2 separate regions of the Homo sapiens genome follow, and region 1 is linked to region 2. The links are chromatin contacts, found by POLR2A ChIA-PET in ENCODE. All regions are on one chromosome and are shown on one strand. Each heading gives the region's core, a stretch centred on a gene start or an enhancer-like site at or near the end of the contact. The rest is flanking DNA. Distances are from core to core; before and after follow the strand shown.

Evidence for each region. ChIA-PET counts read pairs that join two places held with the same protein, here RNA polymerase II (POLR2A).
Region 1: POLR2A ChIA-PET joins it to region 2 with 10 read pairs in GM10248. The contact joins the enhancer-like site here to the promoter of ATP6V0C in region 2. POLR2A ChIA-PET finds 5 or more read pairs at or near these places in 2 of 52 experiments (GM10248 and naive thymus-derived CD4-positive, alpha-beta T cell).

Annotation. Positions count from the first base shown.
Region 1 is chr16:89,447,892-89,451,590 of GRCh38, forward strand. The region is part of intron 1 of ANKRD11 (ankyrin repeat domain containing 11); the gene reads right to left. LOC101927817 (a long non-coding RNA gene) reads left to right here. Exons shown (of 3, transcript NR_110932.1): 2 at 2,953-3,103. Among named protein-coding and RNA genes, the nearest start is that of ANKRD11, 41 kb to the right of the region's middle. RefSeq lists a silencer at 2,170-2,249. Within about 2 kb of position 2,205, at least 2 of the 41 ENCODE cell types and tissues checked have a DNase peak (open chromatin) inside an H3K27ac peak, as active enhancers do.
Region 2 is chr16:2,511,658-2,515,344 of GRCh38, forward strand. ATP6V0C (ATPase H+ transporting V0 subunit c) reads left to right here and starts at 2,295. Exons shown (of 3, transcript NM_001694.4): 1 at 2,295-2,525. The coding sequence starts at 2,447. RefSeq lists enhancers at 1-20, 811-1,105 and silencers at 2,011-2,490, 2,911-3,050.

The DNA.
Region 1 (3,699 bases), core at 955-3,454, about 87 Mb after region 2:
CTTCCCAGGTTCAAGCAATTGTCCTGTCTCAGCCTCCCAGGTAGCTGGGACTACAGGCGCCCACCACCACGCCTGGCTCATTTTTGTATTTTTAGTAGAGACAGGGTTTCACCATATTGGTCAGGCTGGTCTCCAACTCCTGACCTCAGGTGATCCGCCCACCTTGGCCTCCCAAAGTGCTGGGATTACAGGCATGGAGAGTTGGGCCATCTATTCTCTCACTGAAGCAGGGATGACTTTGTCACATGCACCCTTGCAGACACTGGGCACCTTGCAGACAGTGGGCACCCTGCAGACAGTGGGCACCTTGCAGACACTGGGCACAGGAATTCAGTAAGACTGATAGGTGATGTTTTTAGTTAGGGAGAATATATGTGCAAATTATTTCCATGTAATATAAAAAGAAAAAGTCTCAACTGTAAAATGAGCATAAACAGTCCAATGGTGAAACCTTTTCTCAAAAATCTGAATTGAAAGGACAAGTTATATTAGTGCTCAAGAAAAACTTCTCCCTGATCTGTCAGAATTCACACCATGAGTTCCAAATCACACGAAAGTACTCAAAGTCTTGGCCAAAGCAAACCTACTACAGCACCTAAACACAAATCTCCATTTTCTTTTTTCTTAAATTAGCCTTACTACTATATTATTAAAACTCTCAAACCAAAAGTTGAAACTAAAAATTGAAGTATTTTATAAAGGACATAAGCACAAAAATACCTTCCAAATAATCTTCAAATACGCCTAATTAAAAGCAGGCATTTAATTGCACAAATTTAATGAATTTAACATTTAAAAGTAAAGTTAAACTGCTTCTGAGGCCTTACAGTACCCTAAAATCATTTTCAAAGTCCAAGACGAGACGGTGCTGGACTAGCAGTCCTAGAAAAACCCTCACCAGCACCGCCCCGTCCACCGGAGCGCACGTGAGTCCCGGCATGCGGGCAGGGCAGGAGAGCTCTTTCTATCCCCACCCACCTCTGGCTCACTCCATGAGCACAAGCAAAGCAGTGCCCCGGACCTGGCATCTGTTCATGTTTTACTTGCCCATATCACCATTGTATTTAGTTCTTGGTAGCAGCCATCAACCATCATAAAGCAGCTTCTTTTATTCTTTGCTACTTCAAATCACACATGAAAAAGAAAATGCAAGAATAGAAACACAGAAATGGAAATGGGCCAGGTGTGGTGGCTCACACCTGTAATCCCAGCATGTTGGGAGGCTGAGGCCGGAGGATTGCTTGAGCCCAGGAATTTAAGACCTGCCTAACCAACACAGTGAAACCCAGTCTCTACAAAAAAAAAAAAAAAAAGAAAAATTTGCAGGCATGAGGAATGTTGGTGCATGCCTGTAGTCCCAACTACTTGGAGGCTGAGGTGGGAGGATCACTCGAGGTGGGGTGGTCGAGGCTACAGTGAGCCGTGATCCCACCACTGCATTCCATCCTGGGTGACAGAATGAGACCCTGTCTCAGAAAAAAAGAAACACAGACATGGAGAGAGAAGGCAGCTATCATGGGGCAAATTTAAACCAGGATCTCTGGAAATGCGTTATTTTTTTTTTAAATTATACCCACACACCCCTTCCACATTCTTCTATACTTAGAAAGGGGGTGTGCAGGCCGGGCGTGGTGGCTCATGCCTGTAATCCGAGCACTTTGGGAGGCCGAGGCAGGCAGATCACCTGAGGTCGAGAGTTCGAGACCAGCCTGACCAACATGGAGAAACCCCGTCTCTACTAAAAATACAAAATTACCAGGGCGTGGTGGTACATGCCTGTAATCCCAGCTACTCGGGAGGCTGAGGCAGGAGAATCACTTGAACCTGGGAGGTGGAGGTTGCAGTGAGCCGAGATTGTGTCACTGCACTCCAGCCTGGGCAACAAAAGCGAAACTCCATCTCAAAAAAAAGAAAAGTGTGCATACCAACCTGGTGAGCTAGGTAAGGTGCTCACATACTGGCAACAGAAAGCAGGTGACATGATCAAAGTCATAGACAGGCAGAGCCACACTGAAGAATGCAGTCCTGGCTACAGGTCCCAGCTCCTGCTTCACTGAGCACCCTGAGGGAGCCCTTCCTAAGCAAGGGGAGCCCTGCCTAAGCACTGGGGAGCACTTTATCTCACAACAGGAAAAGGCATTCTTTCCCCTCAGTTTCTCAGAGACCCAGTGACTTCAGGATTTGCAAACAATTGTGTTACTGAATGTGTCACACTCTGCTCCAGCTGCAGGGAAGAACCTGAGTGATGAGAGTACATGATTCTGACTCTGACCCTGACTTCCTCTTAACCTCCATACCCAAATCAAGACCTGTGCATGGAGCTGGCTCAGACCGGGGAGCCAGATGCTGTCTGAAAATATGCCATCAATTCTTTCTACTCACTTAAAATTCAAGTACCTAAGACATTCACCCCCCATTTTGTAAAAAAGCAAACAAAAACATAAGACTCAGAGACAGAATGTAAGAATACAACGAAGTATACCTGGCTGGAAGAACAGCTTTTACAGTGACAGCAACACCCTAATGGGCCCTCAAGACAAACTTGTGCCTCCCTCCGACGGTGTACAAGGAGTTAGGACTTTCCTGTGACCCTCAACAAATACTTGCAAGTATAAAGTTCGTTTTAACTTCTAGACCCGCTTTGTTTTAGTACTGATTGCAGAAGAGGGCTGACAATCCCAAGCTCTAAGCCTTTCTTGTGATTATCATTCCCAAATTCTCTTTCGCTATGCATACATTCCTAAACTCCTACTTTCTCCAAATTCTCAAAACATTCTATTTTACAGAGAGAGACAGGGTCTCACTATGGTGTCCAGGCTGGTCTCTAACTCCTCGCCTCAAGCAATCCTCCTACCCCAGCCTCCAAAACTGGCGGGATTACAGGCGTGAGCCACCATGCCTGGCCTGTCAAGACATTCTAAATTCTATTTTGTTCAATTTAATATCACACAGAAACTAAATATGCCTTCCATCAGCCATGAAAATGACTAATGAAAATGTAAATGACCACGTGGCCCAATCCTGGTTTCCATGGGAAGACCAGCTGGCTCACCACCCAGCTAAGAGTTATGGCCTAAATCAGAGGTGATCGGGGTGATCAGAGGTGAGCAAAGCACTGTTTCTGTAAAGTTTTAGTTTTATTGGAACACAGCCATACACAGCCATGCTTTTGCTTCAATGGCAAAGTTAAGTAGTTTCAACAGAGAAACCTATGGCTGGCAAAGTTCTTTACCACTTGGTCCTCTGTAGAAAAAGTTTGCCAATGCCTGGCCTATGTCAGAATTCTAACTACATCTCTACAGACTAGCCTAACAAGTGGGTCAAGTGCTAATAGTTTTAAGGGTGTTTCGGGTTTTTGTTTTAAAAGTTAATTATCTGTAAAGACAAATCAATGGAGACAGATAGTAGATTAGTGGCTGCCTGGGGTGTGAACAGATTAACTGTGAATTGACAGGAGGGATCTTACTGAAGTGCCAAAAATTTTCTAAAATTGGATTATGGTGATGATTTCACAAATTACTTTTTTTTTTTTTTTTTTGAGACGAAGCCTCACTCTGAGGCCCAGGCAGGAGTGCAGTTGTGTGATCTCAGCTCACTGCAGACTCCGCCTCCCGAGTTTTCAAGCAATCCTCACACCTCAGCCTCCCAAGTAGCTAAGATTACTAAAGGCACATGCCATCAAGACTGGTTAATTTTTGT
Region 2 (3,687 bases), core at 1,045-3,544:
GAATGGAAATAGCCCAGTGGAAGGTGGTGGTGAAGGGGTGGGGGCGAGCTCAGCTTCAGACACGCCAGCTTGAAGTGTCAGGAGCCACACTGGAGACCCGGTGTGACCTCTCACACTAGAACTTAGGCAGAAAATGAATGGGTAAGAGGCCAGTGAGCACAGCTGACCCACTCCCTGCTCCTGCAAGAGGGAAGTCTCTCCACGTCCCCATGTCCCCAGTCCTGGTGTTTCAGCCACAATGGAGTTAGGTGCTCTTTGCCCACCCTACAATGTTTTGTTTGAGACGAGGTCTCACTTTGTTGCCCAGGCTGGTCTTAAACTCCTGGGATCAAGCAATCCTCCTGCCTCGGCCTCCCACAGTGCTGGGATTACAGGCGGGAGCCACCGTGCCCAGCCCACCCCTGAGCTTGGACTGTGCTGTTTCTCCATGGTGGGCTGCTCTGCGCCACCTTTCCTTGGTCTGAATTCGGCCCCAGGCACAGCCTTCCTGGCCTAGGCTTTCCTGGAGGGCTTGGAGTTATGGGGGCAGGCACTGGTGTTGCTCTCACTCAGAGGGCGGTCGGGGCTGGAATGGTGCAGGTGAGGGACAAGACGGCGTAAGATGGGGGACAAAGCCAGGGAAAGGATGGGATCAAGCAGGGGAAGGGCAGAGCTAGGGGTAGCCCTGGGTATGCCAGGACCTGCAGCAAAATTGGGGCTACAGGGCCTTGTGACTCCAGGAAGAATGAGGGCGTCTGAGATTTAGGAAGTCCGCAGGAGAGAGGAGAGTGTGTGGAGAGGGTGGCAGGCCACGCAGCACAGAGGTCCACTTGGACAGCCTGACAGATGTCCTTCTGCTTAGAGAAATGGCGGTCACCAGTGACCTTGGCAAGGGCAAGGAGCTGGAGAGGGAAGGGCAGGTGAGGAGGTGGAGACAGAGTGAAGATTCGTCTTCTCAGAAACAAGGGCCGGGCAAGAAAGAGGGAGGAGCAGAAAGGGCCTCTGGCCGTATCTGTTGCCTCCTCTCCTTTGAACCAGGACAGACTTAGGGACTTTCACGGGCTGCAAGTTCCAAGAGTGGCAGACCCAGGCTAGCCTGGGGAAGGGGCTTGAGGGAGGCTCCTGCTGGGGAAGGTGGGGCTGAGTCCAGCAGGAGGGCCAGACCAGGGGCCATGACCCCATTGCCTACATAGAGAAGGTGATGAGCCAGCATCCAGGCTACTCAGGGAGAGCTCTAACCCAGGATGAGGCCTTAGAGCTCAAAGGACACTCAGGCCTGGTGGCAGCTGCCCAGGGCCCCTGAAAGGGGGAATGGAGATCAGGCAGAGGGGGTGCCAGGGACTGCCACACAGGATCAGTAGGGCAGCGCCAGCCCTGGCTGGGCTGCTTTCACGGCTGCGGGAACCGCTCCAACTGCTCCAGAAAGACAGAAAGATGGCCCTGAAGGTGCAGGCTTTGCGTGAGTGGGTGGCTGCAAGGACAGGTGGGAGGACCAGGACGCCAGAACGTGCAGAGCCCGGGGGGCCTCCAGAGGTCGCAGTTCCGACAGGGCTTCCACCAGTCATGCCTACATCTTGAGGGGCAGAGACACACCCCACTAATGTTTGGGTCCCTGATGCAAAGGCAGAGACAGGTGCGGGGAGGGGGTCCTTTTTCTCCGAAGCGAGAGGTGAAGTCACCAACTGCTGGGTCAGAGGCAGTAGGTCTGGGTCTGGAGGAGACTGGGGACAGGGTGGAGGGAGGTGACCGCAGCCACGGGCTGGGACTTCACAGGTGTGGGCTGGGGGCTTTTCCGGACGCTGTGGCAGAGGAGGCCCGCGCGCCGCACATCTGCTGGGACCCTTAGCTCGCCCAGGATTGGTAGGGAGATCCTGGAAGACCAGCGCCCGGAGGGGTGAGGCCCCGTCTTGGGGGCAAGGCCGCGAAACCACGGCCTGCAGCTTCACGCCAGGGGTACAAAGAAAAGCGTCGCCGGGAACCCAACACCTGCAGACGACGCGCAGCCGCAGAGGAGGCGGGGCGTCCGAGGCCCCGCCCCGTATGCTAATGAAGCACACACCACACCGCCCCGCCCCGGCGCGAGACCGGTCCAACGCTGCGGAGATCCAGAGGCCGGCGGCGCCCGGAAACACCCGCGGAGGCCGAGGCAGGGCGGGGCCGGGCGCCGGGGCCGGGTCGCTGGGCGGGCGGCACAGCCCGGGGGAGGTCAACGGGCCGGCCGGGCGTCCCGGGGACGCGTCTCCCCCACGGTGCGAAGTGGTACGGCTCGCAGGGGCGGGGCCCAGGTCATGTGACGCGGCCGCGGCCGCCATTTTGTTCTGCGGTGCTGGTATTTAGAGCGCAGCGGCTGACGGGCCGGATCGCCTTCGCCGCCGCCCGCCCGCAAACCTTCGTGCCCGGCCCGTCCTCGCCCCCGCCTCCGCCACCGCCTCGGCCCGCAGAGCTTGCCCCCTCCCCACCCGCAGACATGTCCGAGTCCAAGAGCGGCCCCGAGTATGCTTCGTTTTTCGCCGTCATGGGCGCCTCGGCCGCCATGGTCTTCAGCGGTGAGCGCGGCGGCGGGAGGGACTCGGGGGCGGGGGCGCGCGCGTTGCTCATGCCCGCAGCTCGCCGGGGTCCGGTGTGTGACGTCACTCTGACGTAATCCCGAGCTGTCGGGGGCGCCCGGGCCTCGTGTGACAGCGGGCGGGGGTCGGCGCCCCGAGGGCTGCGGGGAGCCGCCGGGGGTCCGGGGCGCAGGGCGTGCGGGCCTGGCCGGGGTGTGAGTCTCGGGGGTCCGGGCCGGCGGCCCTGCCAGCCGGGTCGTGCGGTTGCGGGGGTGGGGCGGCGGCGCCGCTGCCATATTAGCCCCGGGAGCGGCGAGAGGGAGGCTGGGGTGGGGGCGCGAGGGGGGCGGCGCGAGGGGGGCCGATTCTGCGGGCAGGTGACATCACACCTCGAAGGCCCCAGTGCGCGGGCGGCGGCGCGGGTCCGGCCCAGGAACGCCCAGCCGGTCGCTGGAGCTTTCCGGCTGGTGGGGAGCCCATGTCCCCCACGGGAGGTCCTCAGCCCTCGCCCTTATGGCGGCCGGCCCCGAGGGTCAGGTGGGTCTCACCCACAGGCAGGTACTTCCGGTTGGAGCTGGTTACAGTTGCCCAATACCCGTGTCGCTGTGTGGGCTGTTTGGGAAAGCTGGGCTGAGGGCTTGGTTCGGAGAGCCCGCGGAGACCCGGGTGGGAGTGTGTGGAAGTGGAGGGAGCGGGGAGACAGCAGCATCGGCGCTGGCGGGGCTGTGTAGCTTGCAGAGGGTCTGTGCTCTGAGGTGGGTGAGAGGGTGGCATGGGTGTCCGAGTTTATGGGATCCAGTCGTTGCCCTCAGGACTGAGGCTTCCAGTTGTGGTCCTAATGAATGGAGGGGTGAATGAATGACCTTCCTTTCCCTCCCTGAGGCCTGAAGTTGGGAGGGGCTTCCCTGGGCTTGGAGAAGGGGCCTTCTAGGGTTCTTGGTGGCACCCTGCTTTTGAAATTGGGCCTTGACAGGTCCTGGGCGTCCAATTTAGTGACAATTGGTCTCCCTGGGAGAATGGCACTTGGGCTAGGGCTAGGCCCAGGAATGTGGGTCCGACGAGTTAAGTTCTGGCCCAGTCTCAGCCTCCGTGGACTGGCCTGGCCTGGTCTGATTTCCGCCTCCGTGGTTAGGTCTGGTTTTAGCTTTGATGACCGTGCCCT